Regions from separate parts of the Homo sapiens genome. Here region 2 is linked to region 1. The links are chromatin contacts, found by Hi-C or POLR2A ChIA-PET in ENCODE. All regions are on one chromosome and are shown on one strand. Each heading gives the region's core, a stretch centred on a gene start or an enhancer-like site at or near the end of the contact. The rest is flanking DNA. Distances are from core to core; before and after follow the strand shown. Region 1 overlaps CELF5 (CUGBP Elav-like family member 5). Region 2 holds the start of FZR1 (fizzy and cell division cycle 20 related 1).

What was found. A loop is a pair of places that touch in the nucleus more often than their neighbours do. ChIA-PET counts read pairs that join two places held with the same protein, here RNA polymerase II (POLR2A). Pooled maps may share reads with other maps.
Region 2: a loop to region 1 is called in a pooled map, with 8 times the contacts of the local background. The contact joins the promoter of FZR1 here to the enhancer-like site in region 1. A Hi-C loop is called at or near these places in 8 of 50 pooled maps. POLR2A ChIA-PET finds 5 or more read pairs at or near these places in 6 of 52 experiments (AG04450, HEK293, HEK293T and 2 more).

What each region holds. Positions count from the first base shown.
Region 1 is chr19:3,283,368-3,287,685 of GRCh38, reverse strand. It overlaps CELF5 (CUGBP Elav-like family member 5), which reads right to left. Exons shown (of 13, transcript NM_021938.4): 9 at 2,722-2,784; 10 at 1,661-1,744. Among named protein-coding and RNA genes, the nearest start is that of CELF5, 61 kb to the right of the region's middle. Within about 2 kb of position 2,330, at least 10 of the 41 ENCODE cell types and tissues checked have a DNase peak (open chromatin) inside an H3K27ac peak, as active enhancers do.
Region 2 is chr19:3,503,884-3,508,201 of GRCh38, reverse strand. It overlaps FZR1 (fizzy and cell division cycle 20 related 1), which reads right to left and starts at 1,891. Exons shown (of 14, transcript NM_016263.4): 1 at 1,728-1,891. RefSeq lists enhancers at 1,137-1,346, 2,157-2,416, 2,467-2,516 and a silencer at 1,687-1,836.

The DNA of each region.
Region 1 (4,318 bases), core at 1,081-3,580:
GACCTCCTGGGCTCAAGTGACCCTCCTGCCGTGGCCTCCCAAAGTGTTGGATTACAGGCGTGAGCCACCGCACCCAGCCAGCTTTCCTCGTTTTTATTTTTTTAATTTAATTTACTTATTTATTTTTGAGATGGAGTCTCGCTCTGTTGCCCAGGCTGAAGTGCAGTGGCGCAATCTTGGCTCACTGCAACCTCCGCCTCCTGGTTCAAGAGATTCTTCTGCCTCAGCCTCCCCAATAGCTGGGATTACAGACACACGCCACCACGCTCGGCTAATTGTTGTATTTTTAGTAGAGATGGGGTTTCACCATGTTGGCCAGGCTGGTCTTGAACTCCTGAGCTCAGGCAATTCACCTGCCTTAGCCTCCCAAAATGCTAGGATTACAGGCATGAGCCACCTCGATTGGCCTACTGTTTTAAAACTTCATTTAAGTGAAGTCTTTTTTATCTGGCTTCTTTCACTCAATATTCTGCCTGTGAAGTTATTCCATGTTGTTGTGAGTATTGGCTACTTATCCTTTTTCACTGCTGTATAGTGTTCCATCGTGCAGCTCCATCCTAATTTATTTATCCATTTACCTGCTGATGAACACTTGGGTTGTTACCAGCTTGGGATTTTTTTCTTTTCTTTTCTTTTTTTTTTTTTTTTTTTGAGACGGAGTCTTGCTCTGTCGCCCAGGCTGGAGTGCAGTGGTGCGATCTCGGCTCACTGCAAGCTCCGCCTCCTGGGTTCATGCCATTCTCCTGCCTCAGCCTCCCGAGTAGCTGGGACCACAGGCGCCCGCCACCACACCCAGCTAATTTTTTCTATTTTTTAGTAGAGACAGGGTTTCCCCGTGTTAGCCAGGATGGTCTCGATCTCCTGACCTTGTGATCCGCCCGCCTCGGCCTCCCAAAGTGCTGGGATTACAGGCGTGAGCCACCGTGCCCGGCCTTTTTTTTTTTTTTTTTTTTTGAGATGGAGTCTTGCTCTCTCACCCAGGCTGGAGTCCAGTGGGGAGATAGTAGCTCACTGAAGCCTTGACCTCCTGGGCTCAGTGATCCTCCTGCTCCAGCCTCCTGAGTAGCTGGGACTACAGGTGCACACCACTACACCTGGCCAATTTTTAATTTTTTTGTAGACATGGGGTCTTGCTAAGCCAGGCTGGTCTTGGACTCCTGGGCTCAAGTGATCCTCCCACCTCGGCCCCCAAAACGCTATGTAATTACAGGCGGGATCTACCGCACATGGCAAGAACTGTATGGATTTGAACCCTGACTGTCAGACTCCAGAATCGAATCCCTCCCTCCTTCGACAGCCTTGGCTTTACTGGGGAGGCCTCATTACCTGATACCTCATCGTGCCATGCCCCAGCCTCAAAAAGGGTTTCCTTTCCAAAAAATCCAGAGAATCACTCTTGGTTCTGGAGAGGGCTGGTAGGAAGTCACTGCTATTCCTACGGGGTCGGGGCGAGCATGGTTCTCTTTTCGGAGGAGGAAACAGAGAGGGAGATTCCCAGGGGTCAGCGGCTGCACCGGGACTCAACTCTGGCCTGTCCAGCCCCCAGGCCGCACTCTCAGCCCCGCGGGTCCCAGAGGCCCGGGCCAGACACGGAGCCTGCAGGTGGACAGGGCGGGCAGAGGGCGGGGCTGGCGCCCAGGGGAGGTTGCGGCCGCCTCACCTTCTCGCTGCTGCTGCTGCAGGAGGGGCGGCGGCTGGGGGACGCTGTGCGCGATGGGCGTGATGGCCGCGGTGGGGTACATGGCTGCGGAGACCGGAGCGAGACACAGGGCGAGGAGGGGCGTGAGGCCACGTGGGCGGCCTGGGCCGCTGGGCGGGGAGGGGGCGGGGCCATAAGAGGGTGGGGCCAAGGCAGGAGTGGGTGTGATCATGGCCTTTGTGGGGAGGGTTTGGGGGCGGGGCCAGGCCAGAGGGCGGGGCCAAGATCACAGACGAAACGGGGAGGGGCTATTGCCTGAGGGGCGGGGCCATGGTGGAGGGCAGGGCCAATACCGAGACGGGGCGGGGAAGGGGGGGTGGGGGCGGACCCCATGGCGTGAGGGGAGGGGTATAGGGGTTGGGCCACAGTAGAGGGCGGGGCCAAGGCTACAGGACAGTCCAGAGTGGGCGGGACCATTGCTTGAGGGGTGGGGTCACAGTGGAGGGCGGGGGCAAGACTGGGATGAAGGGCATGAGTGGGGCGGGGCCGTGACTTGATGGAGGGCTATGTGGGCAGGACCATGAGTTAAGGGGCGGGGCCGCAGCAGAGGGCGGGGTCACAGCCAGGCCTTAAGAAGTAGAGCCAGAGGTAGGGGCGGGGCTTTATCAGAGAGGCGTGGTCAGAGTAAAGGCAGGAAGTGAGGGGCGGGGCTAGGAGCTGCAGGAGGGAGGGTAAGGGGCAGGGCCGAGAGCTGGGGTTGGGTCAGAGCTAGAGACGTGGTCAAGGGGAATTCCCTCTCCCCAACACAGAACATGAGAGGGTAAGGCCATGGGTAAGCGCTGTCCTTAAAGGACAAGGGAAGGTCCTGTTTGCGGGTATAGGTGGTGGTGGGGTGGGACCAGTAACAGGGCCCGGGGTTGAATACAGGACAAGGGGCTAAGGGTGGGCCCTGAGGGGCGGGGCCAGAGGTAGGAGGCGCGGCTAGGCACAGAAGAACGACACGTCCGGGGCGGGCCCTGGGGGCGGGGCCCTAGGCGGGGGCGGGGCCAGGGCCCAGCGCGGGCACGCGGGCTGCCTCCTACCTGTGTACTGCTGGACTCCGGAGAAGGCAGGATGCAGTGTCTCGGCCACAGTCGGGCTCTGAGCTGCGGGCAGACAGAGGGGCTGAGTGGGGCGGGAGCAGCAGAAGTCTTCCATCCACCCCCGATCCTTAAGAGCCGCAAGGACAGCAACAAACACCCCGCCCAGCTTCTCCTCTGTGCTAAACCCTCTGTAGGACCAGGAAGCTGAGGCCGAGGAAGGTGAAGCCACTTGCACAGGGCCACTCAGATAGCAAATGGCAGAAGCTGAACTGGAATCCGGGTTTCTCGGACTCCAGAGAGAGATCACCATCGTCCCCATCTCCCTCTCCCTATCCCGACCCGGTTGCCTCCCAAGGGGGACCCTTCACTCCTCTCTACTCCCTGGATTCACCAGGACTTCAGCCTCCACCTCAAATCACCACCTGCCCCCATCCCCTGCCCCGTCTCCCTCTCCACATGAGTTTCCTCATCAGACACCCTGTAGCTCCCCCATCTAGCTGTAGCCTTCCTGCTACCGCTAGGGAAAGGGGTAGGGGAGGGAAGAAGTTGTCCAGGCCACCAAAGCTGATGATTCTGGGGAAAAATTCAGCCAAACAATTCTGCCCGAATGGAGAGTGTGCTGGAGGGCAGGGGATAGTGGTGGTGACTGTGACTTCAAAGGGGTGGCAGGAAGGAGTTCACTTTGTGGGCAAGAAGCAGTTCTGTATCTTCACTGTGGGAGATCCACAAGTCTGCATCTGTGACAAAATGGCAATTAACCGCCCCTGCACACACACACACACACGTGCACAGAGTGCATACAAAAACTCGTGAAATCAGCTGGGTGTGGTGGCTCACACTTGTGATCCCAACACTTTGGGAGGCCGAGGAAGGAGGATCGCTTGAGCCCAGGAGTTTCGAGACCAGCTTGGGCAACATAGCAAGACCCTCATTTCTTAAAAAATAAAATAAAATCGAAAATTAGCCAAGCATAATGGCACGTGCCTGTAGTCCCAGTGACTTGGGAGGCTGAGGTGAGAGGTGAGAGGATCGCTTCAGCCCAGGAGTTCGAGAGTTCAAGGCTGCAGCGAGCTATGATCACGCCACTGCACTCCAGCCTGGGCGACAGAGTGAGACTCTGTCGCTAAATAAATAAATGGTGAAATTTGAATACCGTCTGGAGTTGAATTAATTGTATGGTGCCAGTGTTAGTTTCCTGGGTTTGACAGTGACCTATGATTAGATAAGCTGCTGGCATCAGGGAAGCTGTGTGAAGGGTACCTGGGACTGCTCTGTGGTATTTTGGTAACTCCCTGTGAACCTCCAATCATTTCAAAATAAAATGTTAAGGCCAGTCACAGTGGCTCACACCTATAATCCCGGCACTTTGGGAGGCCTGCTTGAGCCCAGGAATTTGAGGCCAGCCTGGGCAACACAGCAAGATCCCGTCTGTACAAAAATTTAAAAATTAGCCGGGCGTGATGGCACATGCTTGTAGTCCCAGCTACAAGGAAGGCTGAGGTGGGAGGATTGCTTAAGCCCCAGAGATGGAGGCGGCAGTGAGCTGCGACGACACCACTGCACTCCAGCCTGAGTGACACAGTGAGACACTGTCTCT
Region 2 (4,318 bases), core at 642-3,141, 220 kb before region 1:
AGAAAATCAATGTAGCCCCACCTTGAAGACCAATCCGGCTTGTCTGTTTCTAGAAACTCCTCCTCCAAACCCCAAAGCCCCACCCCAACCCCTACCCCCACCACTGCCTGCAGCCAGGGCACAGGTTCTGAAATTTGACCTGGGAAGCAAGTCACAGGGGCAAACTGGCGGGTACCACCTTGCCAAGATACCCCTCCCCAGTAAAGCACCGGGCTTGCCTTTGAGTAAGTGTCTGCTCCCTTAGCAAAACCCTCTGCAACCCAACTCCGCTCGCTGCTCAAGGCGCCGGGCAGCGGCCAGTGGCCAGCACACCTGCCTCCACTTGGGATTCCGAAGGAAATGACAATCGGGTGTCGCCAAAACACACGGGCCCCTGACACAGGAGGAGGCCCACGCGGAATTCCGCATGACAGACGGCCCCCGACACATCCACTCCGGGGACCAAACCTAGGTGATGCCGTCAGCTTCTATCCCCACCCCCACCCCGAGAGAGACCACTCCGCCTTCACTTCAAAGTCCCCGCAGGCTGCCCTCATGCTGGTGGTGTGTGTCCTTGGTGGATGGTTTTCCCTTAGGTAAATCACCCTCCTTCAAAGCACATAGGTTGGGGTGGGGGCCTCACCACGGAGAGGCATGAGGTCATCGCCCGGTAGACTGGGGCGGGGCGGGGGAATCGGAACCAGAGAGACGCCCTGAACCAGAGGATGAGTTTGGGGTGGAGAAAACAGGGGAAAAGACAAAACAGATTTAGGCTGAACATCTGCATATCGGGGGTCTCAGGACGTGGGGTGGAGACAGGTCTGGACGGTGGAAGAGGGGGAGGGGGTGTCACAGGTTTGAGTAGGGGTAAAACGGCTCTGAATGGGGGGCACACTCCATATTCTGGGGATCCGAGATGGCCAGGCTTGCGTTTGGAGAAGACACGGGGCAGGACGCAGGACGGAGGTTCAGTTCGGAGGAGGGAGGGGCTTGTGCACGGATAGCTCGTCTGAGGCTTTGGTGGGAGAGCTGGATTTCGGGGGAATGGGGGCTGGTAGGGGGCACGCTGGGAGGGTGGGGGAGCAGAAATCAGCGAGATGAGGTGAGACGGGGACATCCATGCACTCAACCCGTGCCTGCGGGGACTGGTGGACACAACAGTGACCACAGACACAGGTTTCCGGGTGTCCCGGGCTGGGACTGCATTTTACTGGGGCGAGGGGCTGGTTGCGGCCTGGGCGAGCCATCGCACACCACAGGCTCAGCGATGGGGGGCGGCTTCGTGTGGGCAGGACCCAAGCTGGGAGGGTCTGAACTGGGAAGTCCCGGGGATGACAGGCCAGGGAGAAATCACCCGGGTTAGGAGGCGGGGTCTGCTGTTCTAGGGGTGCGCAGTGGGGTCCCCTGGTTGGGGGTGCAGGGCTCAGCCTATTTTAAAAAGAATGGTGGACGCTGACGGCGGCTGCGGGGAGGTCACGACTTACAGGTGGCTCGGGGTGGGGGTCACGGCAGGCCCCGACGTGGGGGGGACGCTGGGATTTGGGTGTTAACTCGGGAGACGCGGATGCTGAGGTCACCCGGGCCTAGTTCGGCCTGGGAGGCGGCATTCGAGGGGACTGGGGGCTCCTGGAGGGGCCTGAGCTGGGGTGGGGGTCGCAGCCCGCCCCGCCGTCCCGGTTTTGGGGGGTCGCAGTCAAGCTCCGCCGCCTAGGGCCCGGGGGGCGGGTCCCCGACCCCGGCCGCCTCACCTGGCTCGCTCCCGTGGCTCGCTGGCTCCCGCCGACCCCGCCTCTCCTGGCACCGCACAGCGCCCGCCTCCGGCCTCCGCAGCTCCCGCAGGCCCGGCCGCGGCCGCCGCTGACGGGATCCCGGGCTCCGCGGTCCCTAATATGGCGGCGGTCGCTCCTCCGCTGCCTCCCGGCTCCCTCCCTCCGCCGCGCGCGCCCGGCCGGCCGCGCGCACCCCCGCAACCCGACCACGCCCCCACGCCGCGCGCGGCTAATCGCGGCCACGCCCCCCGCCTACCCCACACACCGCCAGGCCCTGCCCAACACCCAGCCAGGCCCTGCCCACTCCGAGTGGCTGCGCCTGCGCGCGTTGGGCATCTCGGGAGGACGTGACGTCTCCCGCGATTCAAATCAATACAGGAAGCGCGGCTCCACGCGTTGCCCAGGGCAACCGCGGCCGGAAGAGGACCCGCGGGGTGCTAGACGTTGCAGAAATGGCTCTGGTAGATGGAGGGCGTGGTTCCCACTGGGGACAGTCGCGGAATGGGGCGCCCCAGGGCAGACCCTTCCTAGGGTAGATCGAAGCCAGGCACACCTCAGTGCGGCATTGACGTCGCGCCTAATGAGCGCAGATGGGACCCAACACCAGGTGCGTGTCCCGAACGTACAAACGTCACTGCTGAGAGTCATTAATTTATTCAACAAACCTGCATTGCGCTCCTAAGTGCTGCTCCTCCAGGCCCCAGTGAGACAGCAGGGAACAAAACAGGTTTTTAGGCCAGGTGCGGTGGCTCAAGCCTGTAATCCCGGCACTTTGGGAGGCCGAGGCGGGCGGATCACCTGAGGTACGGAGTTAATCCCAGCTACTCGGGAGGTTGAGGCAGAAGAATCCCTTGAACCCAGGAGGCAGAGGTTGCAATGAGCCGAGATTGCGCCACTGCACTTCAGCCAGGGTGACAGAGCAACACTACGTCTTGAAAAAAAAAACAAAAAACAGGTTTTTAAAAAAATTATGGGCCGGGCGCGGTGGCTCACGCCTGTAATCACAGCACTTTGGGAGGTGGAGGTGGGTGGATCACCTGAGGTCAGGAGTTCGAGACCAGCCTGGCCAACATAGTGAAACCCCGTCTCTACTAAAAATACGAAAAATTAGCCAAGCATCGTGGCAGGCGCCTGTAATCCCAGCTACTGGGGAGACTGAGGCAGGAGAATTGCTTGAACCCGGGAGGCAAAGGTTGCAGTGAGCCAAGATCGCACCATTGTACTCCAGCCTAGGCAACAGGGCAAGACTCAGTCTCAAAAAAAAAAAAAAAAAAAAAAAGGTTAAACATAGAATTGCCACATGACACAGCAGTAACACTCCTAGGTATCTACCCAAGAGAAACAAACATGTAACATCCACGCAAAAACTCACACACCTATGTGCATAGCAGCTTTATTCATAACATCCACAAAGTGCACACAACCCAAATGTACATCCACAGATGAAGGGAAAATGCTCCATTCATACAATGACACGGTGTTTTGCAATATGAGGCAATGAGGCTCGGACACAGGCTACAGATTGGATGAACCTCGAAAGCATCATGCCCAGTGAAAGAAGCCAGATACAAAAGACCACATAGTGAGTGATTCCATTGATACGAAATGTCCAGATAAGCAAATCCATAGAGACAGGAAGTGGATTAGTGGTTGCCAAGGGCTGGGAGAGGGGGATCAGGAGTGACTGGAATGGACTTTATTTTGGGGGGTTGATGGATATGTTCTAAAATTGATGTGATGGCCGTGAGCTGTGGCTCACACCTGTAATCCCAGCACTTTGGGAGGCTGAGGCGGGCAGATCACTTGAGGTCAGGAGTTCAAGATCAGCCTGGCCAATCTGGTGAAACCCCATCTCTACTAAAAATACAAAAATGAGCCGGGTGTGCTGGCGCGCACCTGTAGTCCCAGCTACTCGGGAGGCTGAAGCAGGGGAATCACTTGAACCCGGGAAGTGTAGGTTGCAGTGAGCCCAGATCATGCCACCACACTCCACCTTGGGTGTCAAAGCAAGACTCCGTCTCGGAAAAAAAAAAAAAAAATTTATGTGATGATGGCTGCCCGACTCTGAATATACTAAACACCACTGAATTATCACTTTACACAGATGAATTGTACAGTATGTAAACTATATCTCAATACAGCTGTTATTTAAAAAGTTCTTGCCCGGCGCAGTGGCTTGCGCCTATAATCCCAGTGCTTTGGGAGGCCAAGGAGGGCGGATTATGAAGTCAAGAGATCGAGACCATCCTGGTCAACATGGCGAAACCTCATCTCTACTAAAAATACAAAAATTAGCTGAGCGTGGTAGCACGCGCCTGTAATCCCAGCTTCTCGGGAGGCTGAGGCAGGAGAATCCCTTGAACCCGGGAGGCGGTGGTTGAAGTGAACCGAGATTGCACCACTGCACTCCAGAAAAAAAAAAAAAAATCCCCTTTGGAGCTGAGTTAAGGAGAAAAGAGAACAGGGAAAAGGAGGAGGCAAGAGGTTACAGTTTCAGATGCAGTGCTCGGGGATGCTCTTATTGCAAAGATGATGTTTTAATAAAGATCTGAAAGAGGAGCTGGGCGCAG